Linked DNA regions of Homo sapiens: region 1 is linked to region 2. Evidence: chromatin loops called from intact Hi-C (ENCODE). Cell type or tissue: Caco-2. All regions are shown on one strand.

Region 1 (2,500 bases), 73 kb after region 2:
CTCTGGTCTTGCACGGAGCATGCCAACCCTGCAGCCTGCGGGGTGAGGGTGGGGGTGGTAGGTGGTATGCGAAAGCCACTGTTAGGGCGTCCTCTATGCCTCCCCTCTTGTTCCTACAGCTAGTACTGGAGGAGGAGCACCAGCTGTTTCCACTTCTGGAAGGTAGCTGTTAGAAGCATCACCGAGGACCTTCATCCAAACGCCACTCTTTCCAGGACAATTGGCAGCTCTGGAGGCATTGACACTGTTCCCCATCCGCCACCCCATCAGAGAGTTAACCCCCGACCATAGGAACCCACTGGGCAGGAGTCTTCTGGGGCATGTCAGTCCAGGGCAGGACTGGTCAAGCCTCCCAGGGTGTGCCCAATGTCTCCAATGTTTCACCTCCACCCGCCCCCGATCCGTCAGGCTCCGCTTCTCCTCCAGGAGGCAGGGAAGGGAAAAAGGTTACTGACCTGGGAGTGAGGGACTGCAGCACCCTTCCACAATGAATCCCCCCTTCCCCAATAAACTCCCCTTCTGCAATGAACGCCTGTGCATGATGGGCGAGGGCTAGGGTCAGATCCCAAACTCTGGTCTAACCTGTGGTTTAGGGTGGTGTTGGGTTCAGATGTCTTCTTTCCTCTTAAAATCTTTGCTTCTGTGCTCTACTTCTTGCCTTCACCCTCACTCTTCCAGCTCCGCCGATCCTCAGCCTCCCCGGCTGCACTCTCACCTTTCTCTCTGGGTCCTTGGTCTCGCCACTGTGCAGGTGTCGGCTCAGGACAGACCTGCGCCAGTGTGAGCATCTGGACCTAGGGCTCACCCTCCTGCCGTGGAGGTGGGGCCCTTATTTGCACAACCTCTTCCAGCTCAGACCAGCCCCTGGGCTGGGACACCCGTGTGGCACGTCGCCCACGCTGCTATAAAAGGGGTCCCGCGCGACTTCCAAACTCAGCGCCAACCCGCAGAACCAGGAAAGTAACGGCTACAGACAGTGAGAAATAGTTTCGCTCGCCGGCTAGAAAAACTCTGTCGGTACCAACCCCAGAGCGTTGAGAGCAGCCCACCTCCACGCTTCCTTAACGGAGAGGTGCAGGACTCAGACTTCACCAGCCCACTCGGTCCCAGCCTTGTACGCAAAGAGACGCCAAGGACGCGCTCTCCCGCGTCCAGGCAGCCCCAGCTTGCTGGCTTGCCTGCCCGCCTGCGTGCAGCACTCGGCCGGCGTGCAGCATGACCCTGTGGAACGGCGTACTGCCTTTTTACCCCCAGCCCCGGCATGCCGCAGGCTTCAGCGTTCCACTGCTCATCGTTATTCTAGTGTTTTTGGCTCTAGCAGCAAGCTTCCTGCTCATCTTGCCGGGGATCCGTGGCCACTCGGTAAGGGTGTCCTCATAGTGCAGGTAGAGTGGGGGAAGGCTCATGGGCAGATTGTCTCCTGAGGGACCCAGGACAGGTAAGACTGTACAAGAGCCTCCATGAATAGTCGAATTGAGGCTCAGGTGGAGTGAAGTCAGGAGTCTGGTGCAGCAAGCACCCCTTTCCAAGGATAGGGAGAGCTCCCCATCCAGGATATCCTGGAGAAGGACCCCAGCTGGGTCCTTGGGAAGGCTGCTGCAGAGAATGGGCACCCAGTCCAGTAATCCTGAGGAACAGTCTAGGCTTCTTGTGCTGGAGGGCCTCCCACCTCTCCCAGGACTAAAGCTGCACTCTCATCCCATCCGGTGGGTGATGACCTTCAGGCCAAAAGGACAGATGCCAGCAGCTCAGACTGCAGTGTTCCCCTTTGCACTGGGTTGAGACACATGTGTATGGGTGCCTCATCCTCAGGACTGAGACTCCCACATTGGATTAGAAGTTGGAGCCAACTGGGTGCATTGTCTTAGACTTTCCCCCTCTCCCAGAACCTAGGTTGTGCATTTTTCAGTTCTGGGAGGACCCAGCTTTTCTGCATCTTAATCTGTGTTGCTTTCCCTGGAACTGGTGCACCTAGGAGTATCTGCATTCCCACCTCCTCCCCTCGGAGATCAGGCTGGGGCCTCCCTCTTCTGAGGGAGGTGACCCCTGCGTGCCTAGCACTTCTGGACTCACTGAGCCTCACCAAGCAGTGACTGGACCAGGAGGCAGAACCAGGACCAGGCGCCAGACAGCTAGGGGAGTGAAGGTGGTGGAAGAGTGCCAGGAAGTGGGGGTGGAGGGGAGGTGCTGTTAGGGTAGATGGGAAATGGGGCTAGGGAGGTGAAAGTGCGTGGTCACAAAATATCAGAAATGCCAGTAGCCCAGAGGGACTTGCAGGAAAAGCGTGCCTAACATTAGTCTCAAAAGTCTGGATATAACTAAAGATCCAGGTGAAGTGGGGTCAAGGGTGGTCTTGGGGACTCTGGTTTGGCAGGGCTCAGGCCTGACCCGGGTGCCTATTCCTGCAGCGCTGGTTTTGGTTGGTGAGAGTTCTTCTCAGTCTGTTCATAGGCGCAGAAATTGTGGGTGAGTGTGTGGTGCAGCCCATGGGGAGAGGACG
Region 2 (2,500 bases):
ACTATTGATGAAACTCTAATTGTTTTTAATGGAAAATGTTCATAAGGTGAAGTTCTTATGCATGCTAAATGATTTTTTCAATTTTGTTTCTTTTAGGAGAACTATCCTATCCCTGAACCAGGCCCAAATGGTAAGTTCTTGGGAAACATGACTTATATTTTATTATTTCCTGTTGTTTCCTTTGGAGTCACATGTATATTGTTCCCTTACCTCTCTTTTCCAACTGTTTATTACTTTTGCATCCATTAAAAACCTATGCTTTTGTTAGGCTGAGAACAGAGTCTACTGCCCACAGCATGACCTGGTGGGAAGTTTATCTTGGCTGCTACATGAAATAAAAGAACAGTGATAGAATCAGAAAAATTACCGTACCAGACTGCTGACTTGTCCCAAAGAGTTTTTGATGTGAAGTATATGGACCAATGACAGAATTCTTCCTCTTTTGACCTAATGACAGTGTACCCTATCTACCAGAAGCTGCTGTTGGAGTGGCCAAGTGTCCTAACCCTAACCCAAACTTTGAAAAGGAGTGAGTCTACAGAACTTAATCTTTAGCAAAGGGAGCATCATGCCAGCTTTCCCCACTCCCCAGGAAGGCCAGTCACCAAAGTGTGGGGCAGCCCAGGACCTACTGTCCAGTGGGGGTGGGAGGTGCTGCATGGGTCCCTGTCCCCTGCCCTAATCAACCAAGCACAGAAAGTGAGTGAGCACACTGGGGCAGGGTTTCCAACACCTTTACTCCACTCCTTCTAGGCCTCTCACTTGCTAAGCCTGTGGGGCTTAGCTGACATGCTGACGCCCAAGGTGGCATCTGCAACTTCCCAGCTTTGGGTTTCTCATGTACAAACTGAGTGCTATGGTGAGGATAAAGCCCAGCCCACCGTCTGCACATGGCAGGTGCTGTGAACATTTCCATCTCTTTTTGTCTGTTGGCTCGGGCAGATCCCTGCTGACAGCTTTCTAATCCCTCCCATCCCTGGAATTCCACTTTGTCATAATCATGCAGGACCCTGAAGTGAGGCTGGGGGCAATGGTCAGAGTGTCTGTAGATACTCACCCTCCCCCTCTCACACCTAGACAGTCAGGTCCCCTTTCTGCCCTTGAGGAGTTGGGGGTGTCCTTTCCCACTTTGTCCTACCTCACACCAGAACCGCAGCTTCTGGGTGAACATCAGATCAAAGGCGGCTTTCCTGGTAGATCCACAGCTTTGCTACTGAAAGGTCAGTTGTGTTATCGACTTGTAAGTGGTAAGAATACAGACTAGATAGAATATAGCCATTCTATGGGTGCTGAGTAAGTATTGTATAGTTAGGGTTCAAGGATTTTCACCAAGATACCATGTTCAGAGAAGTGAAAGAGTTACCTCACTGTGTCCTGAAAAGTTGACCGTTGATTCCAGAAGTGGCCAAACGAGGGCTGTCTTGGACACAGAGTACAAGCTTGGCTCCTGGTAACAGCTTTTCTCCCTGAAGCAGCATTCTGCTTGCACTCTCGTCTCTTGCTACACTTGCATTGGAAGGGAAAAGAGTGCATTTCAGCGAGTGTTCTAGCAAGTCAAATCTAATCTCTCACTACCAATTGCTACTTCAAGAGAGGAAATTCTGAGATGATTTTCCTAACTCAAATGCCTTTTCCCTGCATTTGACCTGAGAATTCACCCTGCCATTTCTTACTCTTCACTAAAACTAAGGAGGAAGAAAGTTCTGAAGAGCCACCCCTGGCAGTCTGTGGCAAGTGCAGTGCATAGCAGAGATTTGGGTCTCTTTGTCTTTCTAAGGCAGAGTGTTTTTTTCAGGGAGGTATTCATAACCATCATCTGAGTCAGAGATGATGGTACTTATTGGTACTTATTTCACCAAAGGGGCTCAGTACCATCTTTATTTTAAACTTAGAAAACTGGCCAGGCGCGGTGGCTTAGGCCTGTAATCCCAGCACTTTGGGAGGCTGAGGCAGGCGGATCTCCTGAGGTCAGGAGTTCAAGGCCAGCCTGGCCAACATGGTGAAACCCCGTCTCTACTAAAACTGCAAAAATTAGCCGGGCGTGGTGGCGCATACCTGTAATCCCAGCTACTTGGGAGGCTGAGGCAGGAGAATTGGTTGAACCGGGGAGGTGGAGATTGCAGTAAGCCAAGATCCTGCCATTGCACTACAGTCTGGGCGACAGAGGGAGACTCTGTCTAAAAATAAAAAATAAATAAATAAATAAATAAATAAATAAAGGAAAGAAAACAATAGGCATGAAGAACTCAACTTGATAGTTCACAAAATGTTGCCAAGCTGAGATTCTACCAGACCTTTTCTCATAAATAGATACGAATCCACGAATCACGCGTAGCATATTAATTGTCTGGAAAGTTATCTTTTGGAAAATAGTTTGTTCTCTTAAGTGGTTGGTACATTTCATCCTACTAATGATATATTGTTTACCCAGTGTATTGGTTAGTGTTGTCCAGAGAAACAAAACCACTAAGATATATGTGTATGTATGTATGTGTGTATG

What was found. A loop is a pair of places that touch in the nucleus more often than their neighbours do. Peaks named below come from ENCODE experiments on the same cell type or tissue, not always from the same donor. Only the 100,000 strongest peaks of a DNase experiment are listed, where the experiment ranks them.
Region 1: a loop joins it to region 2, with 22 times the contacts of the local background. A loop is called at or near these places in 20 of 110 quality-filtered maps.

The regions. Positions count from the first base shown.
Region 1 is chr15:45,113,391-45,115,890 of GRCh38, forward strand. It overlaps DUOX2 (dual oxidase 2), which reads right to left and starts at 782. Exons shown (of 34, transcript NM_001363711.2): 1 at 583-782; 2 at 1-35. The coding sequence starts at 21. DUOXA2 (dual oxidase maturation factor 2) reads left to right here and starts at 936. Exons shown (of 6, transcript NM_207581.4): 1 at 936-1,362; 2 at 2,409-2,466. The coding sequence starts at 1,216. In Caco-2, no CTCF peak of the experiment used is centred here; no DNase peak of the experiment used is centred here; H3K4me3 peaks cover 652 bases.
Region 2 is chr15:45,040,312-45,042,811 of GRCh38, forward strand. It overlaps SORD (sorbitol dehydrogenase), which reads left to right. Exons shown (of 9, transcript NM_003104.6): 2 at 97-130. Among named protein-coding and RNA genes, the nearest start is that of SORD, 18 kb to the left of the region's middle. In Caco-2, no CTCF peak of the experiment used is centred here; no DNase peak of the experiment used is centred here.